Linked DNA regions of Homo sapiens: region 2 is linked to region 1. Evidence: read pairs that join two places in POLR2A ChIA-PET (ENCODE). Cell type or tissue: HCT116. All regions are shown on one strand. Region 1 overlaps ACTN1 (actinin alpha 1). Region 2 overlaps RAD51B (RAD51 paralog B).

Region 1 (4,000 bases):
GCATCATAGATGTTCAGCAGCACCCCTGGACCACACCCTAGTTGCTGGTAACATCGCCCAACCCCAAGCTATGACAAGCAAAATTCACCCCTCAGTTCCTCATCTGGAGGAGACAAACACATATGCCACAGATCGTAATAACAGCAGCAGCTAATACGTATTGACCATTTGCTACACGCCAGATCCTCTCCTGAGTGCTTTACCTCCTTTAACTCATTGAATCATCACAATGACACTGTGGGACAAGTATTATTCTCCCCACTTTAGAGATGAGGAAACTAAGGCACAAGGAGGGGTCAAGTGTAGGACAAGTTAGTCCTTACCTCCTTGTATTTTTTTTATTATTATTATTATTTGCGATGTATCTCGCTCTGTCGCCCTGGCTGGAGTGCAGTGGTGCGATCTCGGCTCACTGCAACATCTGCCTCAGGGGTTCAAGCAATTCTCCTGCCTCAGCCTCCTGAGTATCTGGGATTACAGGCAAGCACCACCATACCTGGGTAATTTTTTTGTATTTTTAGTAGAGACGGGGTTTCACCGTGTTGGCCAGGCTGGTCTCAAACTCCTGACCTCAAGTGATCCGCCCGCCTCAGCCTCCCAAAGTGCTGGGATTACAGGCATGAGCCACCACGCCCGGCCACCTCCCTGTATTCTTATGCATTGTTCTTGAAACAGTGGCCCTCTTGGGCTATCCTTTGTTTTTCTACCCAGAAGAAAACATGGCTATCCTGAAATACAAGTATACTAGGGTGCATGAGAGCTACTCAATGGCAACTAGAATACGGCCTCTGTATCACGGCAGGAGGTGGCCCGGGGCAGAAGCAGCTCCTCTGTGCCTCATATGGGAACATAGGCCCTTGGCTGCCACACCTCCAATGAAGAAGAGACAGAAATCTGAACTTATGCTGGGTGTAGTGGCTTATGCCTGTAATCCCAGCACTTTGGGAGGCCAAAGTGGAAGGATCACTTGTGTCCAGGAGTTCGAGACCAGCCTGGGCAACTTCATCTCTACAGAAAAAATCAAACAAAATTTAGCCAAGCATGGTGGTACACACCTGTAGTCCCAGCTCCTCAGTAGGCTAAGGCAGGAAGATTGCTTGAGCCTGGGAGATGATGGCTACAGAGAGCCATGATTGTGTCACTACAGTCCAACCTGGGGTGACAGAGTGAGACCCTGTCTCAAGAAAAAAAAAAAAAAAAATCTAGATTTTTATGTAGACTCCCTCAGTTTTGAAATGCTGCCACAATATAAAAATAAGACATCCCACAGGCCCCCCAAAAATGTCAGCAGGCTAAATGTGAATTAAGACCCAATGGGTCTTTAGTTTCACAATGGGAAAACATGAAAGCTTTCTAAGTCTGCTAATAAAGTTACACACGTAATAATGTATGACATGCTAAAACAAGCACGCAGCAGACAGCTGTGCCTACCACAGTTAACACTCCTGACAGGTCTTGGGGACATCAGCCATCTGGGAGTCGGCAAAAGCTGGCAAGACTTCCCGTAAGGGGCAGCGGGCGCGCCTCTCCTGGGGCTGGATCAATGAGGAACCCACGTCAATACCTGTCACAAGGGCCTGTGGTTAGACATGTCACGCACATGCTGCCATGCTTGTGAATTTTCAAAAGGTGTATTTGTCACTTATTACATGTGCAAAGTAGTTTTCTGATCATTTCCACTGCTGGTGGGTTCAATGACAAAGGCACATTACTGTGGGCAGGCGATTGGTACAACTCTGATGGACAGCAACTCACCAAGGTGAACTAAGATGGGCACCAGCCCTTAGCCCAATTCTGGGCCACCATCCTGAATAAAGACTAATAATTCTAAATATAAAGCAAAGGCTGTAAGCATACAAATGTTCTTGCCAGTATTCCTTGAGAGAGAAAAATTAGAAAGAGACAGAAATTGTATTAATAAGGTATTAGGTTAAGTATATTAGGCTTCATCATCCACTTAATGAAATATTACATGGCCAAAATGATGGGTTCTGAAACTATGTTACTATGAAAAAAACTGCTTATATATAATTAACCAAAAAAAGCAGGATTCAAGACTGTATGTACTGCAAGTTTAAAACTATGTGGGCAATCACACAAACATGAAAAAAATGACTAAAAACAAAACACATCAAAATGCTAACAGGGCTTGCACTCCAGTAACTGAACTGATTAGGATTTTTTGCTGTTTTACAGTTGTCTGTAAATGTGGTTGGTTGTGGGCTTTGTTTTTGTTTTTTTTTAAGATGGAGTTTTGCTCTTGTTGCCCAGGCTGGAGTGCAATGGCACAATCTCCGCTCACTGCAACCTCCATCTCTCAGGTTCAAGCTATTCTCCTGCCTTACCCTCCCCCGACTAGCTGGGATTACAGGCATGTGCCACCACACCCAACTAATTTTGTATTTTTAGTAGAGATGGGGTTTCTCCATATTGGTCAGGCTGGTCTCGAACTCCTGAGCTCAGGTGATCCACCTGCCTCTGCCTCCCAAAATGCTGGGATTACAGGCATGAGCTACTGTGCCTGGCAATGTGGTTGGTTTTTATGATGATCTGCTCCCTCTCCCTTCTCCTGTCAGAGAGCTCTCTGTTCATTTTTTTTTTTTTTTTTTTTTTTTTTGAGAGGAGTCTGCCCAGGCTGGAGTGCAGTGGTGCAATCTCAGCTCACTGCAACCTCCACCTCTCAGGTTCAAGCAATTCTCCTGCCTCAGCCTCCTGAGTTGCTGGGACTACAGGCGCGTGCCACCACGCCCGGCTAAGTTTTGTATTTTTAGTAGAGACGGGGTTTTGCTATGTTGGCCTGGCTGGTCTCAAACTCCTGACCTCAAGCGATCTGTCCACCTTGGCTTCCCAAAGTGCTGGGATTACAGGCATGAGCCACCACACCCGGCTAGAGCGCTCTATTCTGATGTTTAAGCCTCAACACACAATCCAGGCCATCCACTCTGGCTGACCTCCCCAGAGAAGCCTCCATTGACAAAGGTGCTTTTTCCATTTGTTGCACAGTGGAATAAACAAGATAACCCACCTGCAGCCAAACAAGACTAGCTGGGCAGTGGTGGGACAGCCCAGGCTCCAAACTCACGTGCTGGCCACACCTCTTCCAAGCACATCCTCCCACTCTCCCGGAATCAAAAATACCAGCCACCATTCAGGCCAGGGGAGTTAAGTGTTCAGAGGATGGGATCAGGAAACCTGGGACCTGCCCTGGCTCAGCCAGGCGTGTGACCTCAGATAAGTCACTTCAATCCCTTCCAGCTCTGCTAGCGCAAACAAGTCCCTCCTACCTTGCAGGCTGGAGCCCAGAAACTTTTCCCATCAGAACACGCCTAATGAGAAGACACAACCAAACAGCACCCGGCAACAATCTTTTGTTCCTGTGTAGGGTTTATTCTGATTGGTGGGCTCTCAAAGAAAGCCAAAAAATTTCCCAGGGACAATTTCATCTCCATGAACTCAAAACATACTCAGTGTTTCTGTCTCAAGACAGCCAGCTCCTAACCCTTCTCAGCAAGCAGAATCCTGACGTTAGTGTCCCGGACAGCATCTAAAAGCTTTATGCTAGAACATTCCTAGCAGGACACAGAAGGACCAGGATCATCGGCTGCCTCCAGGGAGAGAAATGGGAAGGCAGGGGGTAGAGAACACTTGCTTTTCACAGAATATGCTTTTGTTTGAGTTTTGTACCAAAATGTGCTGTCATTACCTTTTTTTTTTTTTTAAGTATGCAAATAAAAGAACAGTCTGTCTAGGGGGTGGCGGGAGGAACTGTTACGGGAATTGAAGCTGCCGATTAGGCCTAATCAAGATGACAACCTTCCAAAAGCACCGAGAGTTCGTGGCAGAGCCCATGGGGGAAGAGCCAGTGGGGAGCCTGGCCGGGTGAAGTCCTGGGCAAGAAGCCGGAGGAAAGGGGCTTTGACAAAGCCTATGTTGTCCTTGGCCAGTTTCTGGTGCTGAAGAAAACTGAAGACCTCTTCCAGGAATGGCTGAAGGACACTTG
Region 2 (4,000 bases), 1.0 Mb before region 1:
TGGTGTGGGTAGTGGCAGCAGCAGTGAGGAGAAGACCCTCTGGGTCCCAAGCAGTATGTGCTAATGTTGATGGTGGCTGTGATGCAGGGTCACTATCCACAGCCCCAGACACACAGCTCTTAGACTTGTCCACTCTTGGCAGCAACAGTACTGTACTGCTATGCCAAGGAGGGGAGGGGCCCCATGTTCACGTATGAGTCTAAGCATGGAGGCCACACCACCAGTGGGGGCACAGTTACTACTTACAGCCCCAGACAGGCAGCTCCTCCGGCTTGTCCACCCTGGCCCCTGGCAATAGCAGCAGTGGCAGCGGCTGTAGTGGTGTGCAGAGGAGGAGAGAGGCTCCTGTTGTATATGTGTAAACCTGAGCACAGAGACCACTCCATTGGTGCAGGCAGGGTCACTGCTTCCAGCTCCAGACAGCTATTATGCTTACCCATCTGGGTTCCTAGTGACAGCTACTGCTATGGCAATATGCAGAGAAGGGGAGGAGATCTTTCCACTTGTGAGCTTGAGCACAGAATTTGTGCTGCCTTTCCGGTAGAATGCACCTTTGGTACACTGTAACTTTTTGGTACACTGCACCATTCCCTGAGGAGTAGTGTTTTCCATGGGCTAGAATACTGGGGACCCTGGAGCACCTTTGGGTCCAGCCAGTGCTATGCTGCTGTAGCCATTTGAGTCAACACTGGGGTTGTTAGTGGGAGATCCCAGAATGTGGAGATATGGGGCCTCTGATTTCCAGGTCAGGATGCAGTCCTATGACAGCTGTGCTCTCACAGTAGTGCTCTGCAGTAGCAGCTTAGGCCTTGGGGGTGTGACTGACCCAGCATGAGTTCCTTGTCTGGTGCAATGCCCTTGTGGGTCTCCAGATCACCACCCTTGCTAGTATCAGGGTTTGTGTGGGTAGAGGAGCTCTCCCATGGTTTGGATTGCTGCAGTCCACAGTGGGGACATGGATTGTTAAGGTTCTCTCACTTACCCTTCCCTATGATAATGAGTCCCTTGGGGCTCATAGCTGATCTTGGCTGAGTTGGTCACTTGCTTCCTTCTCCTTCTTTGCCTCAGGTGTTTCCTGTGACTAGATCCTGTTGGACACTAGTGTTCTCTTCTAGATGTTCTATTATAGGTGTGATTATTTTGGTTATATATTAGTAATTTTGGTTCTTTCTGGAGAGGGTGAGTGTCCAATCTCTCTAGTTAGCCACCTTGAATACATCTCTGCTGAGGAGTTCAGGAAGAGCAGAAGCTACCTCTATGCTCCTGCTGAGTCAGGCAATGCCTATACCTTTAATTCTACCAGAATTGAAGTAACAAATTTGTCTACTTTAGGGCAATAAATAAAGTCAATATACACCTGACTACAAAGCTTCGTAGACTATCAACATCAGTTACTTCTGACAGCTTGGTTGTAGATGTGAAAGGAAATGGGTTCATTGTATCTGATGCTGCCGTTAGACCAAGCTGGCACCACAGAAGACCTGGAATTTGTTAATACTGCTTAACTTTCATGTTTCCTGGTACAATCAGGATGAAGGGAACTGTAACCACTAGGTGGCATCTTTTAATTAGAAAACTGTGAATACTCCATTGCTCACTAGGATCCTTGTGGCCTACTTAGCAAAGCAATTGCCTGTGAGAGCAGCTGGTGGCAGTCTTTAAGATGCAGATTTCAAATAGGAGAGAAAGGAAGAGATAAAGATAAAAAGAGAGGAAAGAAGTGGGAGGGCAAGAGAAGAGAAAAGGAGAAAGTAAACAGGCGTACTGTGAAGGAAGTAGTAAAATGCCATCAGTAATTAGCTCAGGAAAGTGGTATTTATGGCATTTGTTGCTTACCATTGTTTCATTTCTTTATTTATTTGACACGTATTTAATGGGAATTAGGAATTCTGGCTGAGGATACGAGATGCTGTTTCTACCCTCAGAGAGTTGATAGCTAAAGGGAGTTTAAAATATCTCAACTTAAAATCTTGACCCCCTTCCTGTAGAGTATGTTAAATAATACATGAAATAATACCTTTTATTTTTAGTTTTATTTGTTTCGTATTCTCTATTTCATTCCCCTATCAGAGAAAAGAGTTTCTGGAGTACTCTAGTTGACATACTTTGAAAATTAGCCCCTTGAGGGCAGGGAGTGTATATTATTGAGGAATCTGGAGCATGTTGTTCCATCCCTGACTCTTATTGATGGGGGGGAATGTCCATACGTTGAACGAATGGTAGGATCAGATGAGAAACCTCAGCAAGGTGTCTCCTGGTTATAGTCTACAGCCTTCCTGGCTCTTTGTAGAATTTAGGCTTCTGACTTTGAATGCTTTCCTGACAGCACCATACTCTCCTCTGCTATATAGCACACTATCATATTGCCTGTTTACGAGGCATTTGTGTTTCTCCACAGTGATGAATTCTTTTATGGTAGGGTCTGTTTCTAATTTAATTTATTTATGTAGTTTCAGTGTTTAGCAGGTGGTGAGTGCTCAATAAATTTTGGTTAAATGAATGAATAAATCTGACTAATTATAGTGTACTTGGTATAAGATAAATTTGTATAGGAATCCTTTTGGAGAGAGTTAATTTTTGGATATGCCAGAAAGACCATCCTTTAAGATTTTTTTTACATATGTGAGGATGATTAGGCAATTACTTTGAGTGTAAGATATGGTGCACTTTCAAAGATAACCAGAAGATATACCAGTTGTATGCTAGAGATGGATTTGTAGTGCCAATTCTACAAATACAACTCTTAAAAAAGTTTTTTTTTCAGAGACAGTCTTGCTCTCTTGCCCAAATGGGAGTTCAATGGCTCGATTATAGCTCACTGCAGCTTTCACCTCCTGGGGTTGGGTGATTTTCCTGCCTCAGCATCCCATGTAGCTAGGACTACAGGCACATACCATCAGGCCATGCTGATTTTAAAATTTTTTTGTAGAGATGGGGATCTTGCTGTGTTGCCCAGGCTAGTTATAAATCCCTGGCCTCAAGGGATCCTCCTGCTTTGGCCTCCCAAAGTGTTGGGATTAGAAGTGTGAGCCACTGCCCCTGGCCAACTCTTTTAAATTTTAAAGTGGATTCTGTTGCGTTGTCTTAGATAAGTAGCCCAGCTGCAGTCTTCTTGTTTCTTTTTTCTAAAATAATAGGCACTGATGACATCTATTATTTGCTCCTTCAGGATCTAGGGCCTGCCGAGGACTTCATCTTATAAAGATGAGTATGAGAACTGAGACAAGGTCAAGTAGAGTAGTAAAAGGTGGGCAGAGAGGGATTTCACTATGGCGGAATTCTATTATACCAGAGGATAATGTCAGTAGGCCAACGTCTGTTTGTTGAATGCCAGAACTTTCATATTCAAGAATATATATTAGAAAATAGATGTCATTTTATTAATAGACCTTTTTAGAAAGGTCTATCTTATAAAGGACACATTATAAAAAGCCTTCAAAAAACAAAAATTTTAACAGCTTTTTGAGATATAATTTACATACCATACAATTCACCCTTTTAAGGTACACAATATAGGGTTCTTTTTTTAGCATATTGACAGATTGTGCAACGATCACCACAGTCTAATTCCAAAACATTTCACCACCCCAAGAAGAAACCCTGTACCCAGTAGCAGCCACTCTCTCACTCTGCATTTCCACCTTCCCCAAGCCCTTGGAAATCTCTATTTGCTATCTCTATAGATTTGCCTGTTATGGACATTTCATGAAAGTGGAGTCATATAATGTGTGTTCTTTTGTGACTGGCTTCTTTCATATAGCATAAAGTTTTCAAAATTAGTGTTGCAGCATGTTATCAGTATTCTTCATTCCTTTTCATTGCCAAATAATATACTGTTGTATAGATAGAACTCATTTTGTTTATCCATTTATCAGTTGATGGACATTTGGTTTATTTTCACATTTTGGGTATTATGAATAATGCAGTAATAAGCATCCATGTACAAGCTTTTGTTTGGACATATGTTTTTATTTCTCTTGGTTATATCCCCAGGAGTAGA

The links. ChIA-PET counts read pairs that join two places held together with the same protein. Peaks named below come from ENCODE experiments on the same cell type or tissue, not always from the same donor. Only the 100,000 strongest peaks of a DNase experiment are listed, where the experiment ranks them.
Region 2: POLR2A ChIA-PET joins it to region 1 with 5 read pairs; 2 of 35 experiments call an interaction of 5 or more read pairs at or near these places.

The regions. Positions count from the first base shown.
Region 1 is chr14:68,932,797-68,936,796 of GRCh38, forward strand. All of the region lies in intron 1 of ACTN1 (actinin alpha 1), which reads right to left. It also overlaps the pseudogene BANF1P1. Among named protein-coding and RNA genes, the nearest start is that of ACTN1, 45 kb to the right of the region's middle. RefSeq lists enhancers at 488-998, 2,372-2,873, 2,874-3,373. In HCT116, no CTCF peak of the experiment used is centred here; no DNase peak of the experiment used is centred here.
Region 2 is chr14:67,932,622-67,936,621 of GRCh38, forward strand. All of the region lies in intron 7 of RAD51B (RAD51 paralog B), which reads left to right. Among named protein-coding and RNA genes, the nearest start is that of RAD51B, 110 kb to the left of the region's middle. In HCT116, a CTCF peak has its summit at 1,581 (motif pointing right); a DNase peak (open chromatin) is centred at 1,590; H3K27ac peaks cover 2,762 bases.